Linked DNA regions of Homo sapiens: region 2 is linked to region 1. Evidence: read pairs that join two places in POLR2A ChIA-PET (ENCODE). Cell type or tissue: PC-9. All regions are shown on one strand.

What was found. ChIA-PET counts read pairs that join two places held together with the same protein. Peaks named below come from ENCODE experiments on the same cell type or tissue, not always from the same donor. Only the 100,000 strongest peaks of a DNase experiment are listed, where the experiment ranks them.
Region 2: POLR2A ChIA-PET joins it to region 1 with 10 read pairs; 2 of 35 experiments call an interaction of 5 or more read pairs at or near these places.

Annotation. Positions count from the first base shown.
Region 1 is chr11:110,785,699-110,789,698 of GRCh38, forward strand. It overlaps the pseudogene HNRNPA1P60. Among named protein-coding and RNA genes, the nearest start is that of ARHGAP20, 75 kb to the left of the region's middle. In PC-9, no CTCF peak of the experiment used is centred here; a DNase peak (open chromatin) is centred at 2,143.
Region 2 is chr11:110,692,961-110,696,960 of GRCh38, forward strand. The region is part of intron 1 of ARHGAP20 (Rho GTPase activating protein 20); the gene reads right to left. Among named protein-coding and RNA genes, the nearest start is that of ARHGAP20, 17 kb to the right of the region's middle. In PC-9, no CTCF peak of the experiment used is centred here; no DNase peak of the experiment used is centred here.

The DNA of each region.
Region 1 (4,000 bases):
CAGGCTGCTGCTTCAGAGGGTGCAAGCCATAAGCCTTGGAGAGTTCCATGTGGTGTTAAGCCTGTGGGCATGCAGAGTACAACAGTGAAGGAGGCTTGGCAGTCTCTCTATAGACTTCAGAGGATGTATGAGAAAGCCTGGGTGCTAGGCAGAAGACTGTGGCAGGGGCAATCCCTCACAGAGAACCTCTACTAGGGCAGTAGTATTGAGGGGGAAATGTGGGGTTGGAGGCCCCATGGAGACCCCACTGGGGCACTGCCTACTGGAGCTGTGAGAAGGGGACCACTGACCTCCCAACCCCAGGATAGTAGATCTACTGGCAGCTTTACATCTTGAGCCTAGAAAAGCTGTAGGCACTCAACTCCAACTAGGAAGTGCAGCCTTGGGGCTGAACCCTGGAAAGCCACAGGAGTGGAGCTGGCCAAGGCCTTGGGAACCCATCCTTGCTATATTATGTCTTGCATGTGGGACATGAAGTCAAAGGAGATTATTTTGGAGCTTAAAGATTTAATGACTTGAAGATTTAATGGAGCTTAAAGATTTAATGGGTTTCAGACTTGCGTGGAGCCTGTAGCCCCTTTGTTTTGGCCAATTTCTCTCTTTTGGAATGGGACTGTATACCCCATGTCTGTACCCACACTGTGTCTTGGAGGTAAATATATATTTTTTAATTTTATAGGCTCATAGGTGTAAGGTACTTGCCTTGTTTCAGACTTTGGACTCTGGACTTTTTAATGAAGCTGAAACAAATTGTGGCTCTTGGGGAACTATTGGCAGGAGATTATTATATTTTGCAATGTGAGAAGAACATGGGATTTGGGGGGCCAGGGGCAGAATGATATGGTTTGGATCTGTGTCTCCACCAAATCTCATGTTGAAATATAATCCCCAGTGTTGGAGGTGGGGCATGGTGGGAGGTTTTTGGATCATGGGGGCAGATCTCTCATGAATGGCTTAATTGCATCTCTTTGATGATGAGTGGGTTCATGCAAGATTGGATTGTTTAAAAGTGTGTGTCACCTTCCTCCCCCTCTTGCTCCTGCTCTGGCCATGTGACATGCCTACTCCCACTTCATCTTCTATCATGAATAAAAGCTCCCTTAGGCCTCTCCAGAAGCTGATCAGATGCCAGCACCATGGTTGTACTGCCTGCAGAACTGTGAGCCAAATCAATCTCTTTTCTTTATAAATTATCTAATTTCAGATATTCCTTTATAGTCAGGCAAGAATGACCTAACACACTGGACGTGCAAGGGAGACACCGGTAAACAAAGTGATACTGTCAAAAACCAAGTGCTCACATAAAAAAACAAATAAGGATCCAGAGGAGATGGAAGGTGTGCTTCCATTTCTAAGCCCTTGTTCATGCTTTTTCTTCCACTTTGAAAGCCACCCTCTTCCTTTAGAAATCCTGCCCATCCTTAAAAACTGGCCCAATGCCATTTTCTTTAAGATGCCTTTCCTTATCACTCTAGTCAGATTGATCTCTCCCAGCCCTGTAGTCTTATCTTTTTTTCTGTACTAATTCTACGGACGTTATTACATATGGGTTCTTATTATAAATATTTACATATATTAGGAAAAAATATCTCCTTTGGTTCCCAAATGGCCAAAACCAGATTTTTTGTATCTTGGGATGTTCCACAGTATCAAAAACAGTGTCATTCATTTATTGAGTAGGTGATCAATATGCTCATTGAATGGATGATTATGTAATGAATGATTGAGTCACAGGATTTTGTATAAAAGCTACAAGGATATTTGTATTATTTATTACAGTTTACTAAGACCTTCCCCATATATTATATTTCTTAATTCTGTAAGGTAGTAATTATCATTGTCACCTTACATATCAGTTAACCAAGGATCAGAGAGGTTGAGAAACTTGTTTAACCTCAGAAAGCAAGTAAATGGCAGATCTGACATTTAAACCTAGGTCCTTTGGCTCCAGAAAAAAGTCCAGTACTCTTCCCATTTCCTCATTCTACTTTTTTTTTTTTTAAGACATTTATTCTGTTCAGCATCATGATCGGACTATTACATTTAGCAATCAACAACATGGTGCAGAAAAAAAAACATTAAAACCCTTTGTTGGAATGCCTTACACTTTTCACATAACAGAAACTAAAATAACCTGTTATACAATTAGTCACAAATACAGTCCTTGAGGTTTTTTGCCCATACACATGAATGTTTGTCTAAAACGTGTCTTCTTTGTAGCAGCTAAGCCCTGCCACCACCCTGCTTGACTGAGTTCACAAATTTGTTATAACCTATAGCTTCCCTGTCACTTATCTGGCTCTCCTCTCCTGCTAAGTTTTGTTTCCTAATTGAAATCTTCTGCCACTGCCATAGCTACTGCTGCTACTGGAACCCCCATAGCCACCTTGGTTTTGTGGTTTGGCAAAGTATTGGCCTCCACCACCATAGAGGCAAGATCTTTTGCCTCCAAAGTTTCCTCCCTTCATGGGTCCAAAATTTGAAGACTGATTGTTGCAATTGCCAAAATCATTGTAGCTGCTACCACCTCCAAAATTCTTTCCATCATTACCAAATCCATTATAGCCGTCTGCACTGCCACCATGGCTGCCACCAAAGCCACCACAACCACTGAAGTTTCCTCCATGACCAAAGTTGTCATTCCCACTGAAACCACCTCCACGACCACCACCAAAGTTTCCAGAACCACTTCGACTTCTTTGGCTGGACGGAGCACTAGCCATCTTTTGCTTTGACAGGGCTTTCCTAACTTCACAGTTGTGGCCATTCACAATATGGTATTTCTGAATGACAATCTTATCCGTGGAGTCATGGTTGTCAAAAGTTACAAAGGCAAAGTCCCTTTTCTTGCCACTGCCTTGGTCAGTCATGATTTCAATCACTTCAGTTTTTCCATACTGTTCATAATAATCTCTTAGGGGATGTTCTTCAGTGTCTTCTTTAATGCCACCAACAAATATCTTTTTCACTGTTAAGTAGGCACCTGGTCTTTGAGAATCTTCTCTTGAGACAGCTGTCTTTGGTTCCACAACTCTTCCACCCATCTTGTGTGGCCTTGCATTCATGGCTGCATCCACCTCCTCCACAGTGACATAGGGGACAAACCCAAAGCCCCTGGAGCGATTGGTGTTTGGATCTCTCATTACCACACATTCAGTGAGCGTTCCCCATTGCTCAGAATGGCTCCTCAGGCTCTCATCTGATGTTTCAAACCTCAACCCTCCAATGAAGAGCTTCCTTAGCTGTTTGGGCTCTTTAGGAGACTCTGACTTAGACATGATGGCAGGGAGAAGAGAGACTTTATCAATGCTTCCTCAGCAGCATCCACGGACAGAAAGGAGTAAGCTGACAAATGTATCTCCTCATTCTACTTCTTATAGTTATTCACTATAGGGTTTATTTAAATGAATTTAAAAGCCTTTAGTAACTGGAGATTATAAGGAGTGTGAGGAAAGACTATTGAGGCTCTGAGTATTCTTAAAAGGCTAATACACCAACTCATTTGTATATGTTTTAATGAATCCGATGCCATTTTAAGAACCAGTATCACCGATGTTTCACTGGATGTCTCAGATTGAGGATCTCTTCAAATGATACAGCTCTTTATCTCTCTTCAGAAAGCAGCTGTTGGGTTCTTCATCTTGTTGCAGGAATTTTTTTTTTTTTTTTTGCAAATATCAAACCTGCATTCATAAGTTAAAGTGTTGTGATATTTAATACATCAGTTGATGTTTTTAATAAATAAGGCTCTCTGCAGCTTTTCTGTTATGAATCACAGTCTTCAACATTCATCCGAACGATGGATATTCGGCATGCCTTAAGTTCAAGTTTTTTGTTCTCTTATAGCCAAGTGGCTACAAAATAATAGTATCAATCTACTTCAAAGGCAGTCTGATAGAGTGTAAAAGGGCTTCACTTGGGTTCAGAAGATGTGAGTCAAGACATGAGTCAACTGTCCTTTCTTCCATTGAAAGGAGCTGTGTGATGCCAGGCAAATCCT
Region 2 (4,000 bases), 93 kb before region 1:
GGATTTATGAACCGCAAGTTAAGAAACTTTCTGATGTAAGAAAATCCTCCCAAGAATGATAGCTGTTAAACATGAGAATGGATAATCAAAGAAGGGTGACAAATTTTGTTCTGAAAAGGTGCTTTTGAAATGGGTGTTTTTCATGGAAATCTACTGTAGAAGATCATTTGTATAATAGTGAATAGAATGTATTTTCTGAGTTTTAAAATTGTCAGATGTATAATGGGTCAAATGCTGAGTGTAGCCACTTCATCCAGCTTGATTTATATTGAAGAGAATGCAATCAAACTACCAGCAGGTAGTTTGTTTTTATTTCAGGTTCCATTGTTCGTACTCAGACTTACTCTATCATTAATGAGATGTGCAACCCAAGGCAATTCAGCCACTTCTCTGGGCCTCCATTTCCTTACTCACAAAATGAGACAGTTTGGACTACATAGTCACTTAGGTCCCTTTATTTCTGATAGTCCCACATTAAGTGTCCACCAAAGATTCACCGTGGATATGCAAGAAAATAAACATTACATGAACCATACATTTAGGATTCACAGGATTCATTCTAAATAAGTAACAAAAGGTCTTACAAGCAGCCAATATAACCAGGGGCTTAATAGATTTAGATATTAATTCATTCAAAATACACTTATCTCTTTCTTTTGCTTAAAAGTGTAACCAAACAAAGGGCCACTAATAACTTCAAAACAAATTCACTGATCTCTTAAAGAATCTGTTCTCAGGCAATGAAAACTTAGATTTTCTTGTTTACAACTATGTGAAATACATCAAAATAGAATGAAACTATTGATTCTTTTACAGGTGTATAATAGTACAAACTTATCAGGACAGGCTTACGTTATGCTTATCTTAGCACAAACAAATTTCACAGTTGTTCTGTGACAGGGATAACTATAATTATTTGCTTCACAGAAAACAAGGTAAACTTCAAACAGTATATAGTATATATTTTCTGTTGTACTTGATGTTTATAACTAGATGACTTCATAAATAGTGGATACCACTCTGAAATAGAATATTTTTAAAAGGTAATGTTTTAAAGAAACGATAAACTATACATTTAGGCAAAAATACTCAATTAATTAATTGCATTAATCTTTTGGGAATGAGTTTGATATCGTATCACTTACCTAGTGTTAAGTAGCCCCAAAAACTAAATAAGAATTTTATGTGAGCTAAGAAACAAACAAATATGAAGTAGTACCTATCTATCTCTCTGTCCCCCAAATGGGAAAAAATGAGGAGGAGAATGGAAGAAGTTCTAACATGGAATAAAGAGTGATTAAATGTCAAAAACTGTTGTCTATTTACAAATGGCCTTTTATTAGGAAAGTATAACATGAATACTAGAGAGAAATTATTAGGTTGGTGTACAAGTAATTGCTGTTTTTGCCATTACTTCCAATGGATCTTTGACCCTCTGCTGTCTCCTCTGCAGTTATATTCAGTATTGTAGGTCAAAAAACCTATTAAGCCTAACCATAAATGAATAAAGGTCATAACTGAATATGAGAACCAAATGCCAGTAATTTGTTTTTTATCTTTTACATTTAAATAATAACACAAAACTGCAGCAACACTACCAACTAATCTGCAAGGTGCTTTCTACCTTCAAGTCATTTTAAATACATGGATTAATTACATATTCAACTCTGTGTGTTCCTTCATATATGATGCCTCAGTAGTAGCATTTCACATTATACTTATGTTTCTGACCCCTTCTAGAGAGCAGGGGCTATATCTTCTTCCCAAATTTTCTCCCTTCCTTCAACAATTTTTTACTGAACTCTCCTCTGTAGCAAGCATATTTTTGCATTCCCAAATCCCGGTATAATGCCTGGCACAAACTATACACTCTATAAATGAGGGTTTTATGTGAATTAAAAAACCCACTAATTCACCACATAAATACCACCATCCCCAAATGCACACATATGAAAACAAACAAACCTTTAAGGGGCTCTGCTGGAATGGTATCATTAAGAAAAATGTAAGCATTTGCTATGGAACTAGACATAGACAGCAAGAGTATACCTGTGCACTGCAAACTACACCTTTTGAACATAGTGTTGACACTTATCACTTTGAGCTACATAGTAAACATCTGCCTGACAATAAAGTTAATCATTTGTCAACAAATAAATGGTGCTGAGATAATGGGATATCCACATACAAAAGAATAAAGTTGGACCCTTACCTCAGACCATATATAAAAATTAACTTAAAGACCTAAAAGTACCAGCTAAAAATTATAAAAATCTTAGAAGGAAACACAGGCATAATTTTGTCATCTTGGATGAGGCAGTGGCTTCTTATTAATAGATATGACACCAAAAGTACAAGCAACAGAAGAAAAAATCTAGACACTGTCAAGATTTAACATTTCCATGCTTCAAAAGACACCATTAAGAAAGTGAAAAGACAACACACAGAATGGGAAAGCTTTTATTGCAAATCATATATCTGACAAGTGACTTGTATCTATTATAAAGAAATATTAAAACTCAATAATAAAGGCAAATTGCCAAATTAAAAGTGGGCAAAGGATATGAATACAGTCTTCCAAAGAAGATATACGAATTGCCAATAAGGATATGAGAAAATGCTCAACATAATTAGCCATCAGGGAAATGCAAATCAAAATTACCACAAGATACCACATCACACACATTAGGACGACTATAATAAAAAAAGATAATTACAAGTGTTGGTGAGGATTGGAGACTGGACTCTTACACACTGCTGGTGGGAATGAAAACTGGTAAGATGGAAAACAGTTTGGCAGTTCTTCAAATGATTAAACATAGAGTTACCATACGATCCTGCAATTCTACTCCTAGGTACATATCCAAGAGAAATAAAAACATATGTCCTCAAAAAGACTTGCATATGACTGCTTATAACAGCATTATTCATAACAGTAAAAACGTGGCAACATCACCAATGCCAATCAACTGATGAATGGGTAAACAAAATGTGGTATATCTATACAACAAAATATTGCTTGGCAACAAAAAGAAATGAAGTATTGATACATGCTACAACATGAGTGAACCTTGAAAACATTAAACTAATTGAAAGAAACCATTACAAAAACCATATATTATATGATTTCATTTATATAAAGTGCCCAGAACAAGCAAATCTATAGAGACTTAAAGGTTTGTGCTTGCCTAGAGTTTGGGGAGACAGCAGAATTGGGAGATGATAGCTAAGGGGGTTCAGTGTTTCTTTCTGAGGTAATGAAAATATTCTAAAATTGACTGTGGTGATGAATGTACAATTCTATGACTACACTAAAAGCCGCTGAACATAACTTTAGGTGGGTGAATTGTATGGTATGCAAATTGATTTGGTTAATACCAAAGAAACCTAACTACCAAATTACTAAACCACTGGGCTCCAGCCCAGCAAACTGGTCCTTAGCCATAAGTTATAATTTTCTTCTTATCACAATCATCTGAAATATGTGAAAAAGGAAAATTTTTTTATCCCATTTTTTTTGGTACAAAAAGTTTCAGTGGCTGTCCATTTGAGTTCTTCAGAGATCTGAGGAATTTGCCCACCTGCTTACTGTTTTAATTAACATTTTTAAAAAATTCTAGATTCATGTGCATGTGCATGTGCATGTGCATGTTTGCTACATCGGTATATTGTGTACTGGTGAGGATTGGGCTTCTAGCATATTCATTACCCAAATAGTGAACATTGTATCTGATAGGTAGTTTTTCAACTCTTGCCACCTTACCACCCACCTCCCTTTTGGAGTCTCCAGTGTTTATTATTTCCATCTTTATGTCCATTTGTATCCATTGTTAGATCCCACTTATTAGTGAGAATATGTGGTATTTAATTTTCTGTTCTGAGTTAGTTCATTTAGGATAATGGCCTCTAGGCTCCACCCATGTTGCTGCAAAGAAAATTATTTCATTCTTTTTTATGGCTGCATAGTATTCCATGGTGTATTTATACCACATTTTATTTA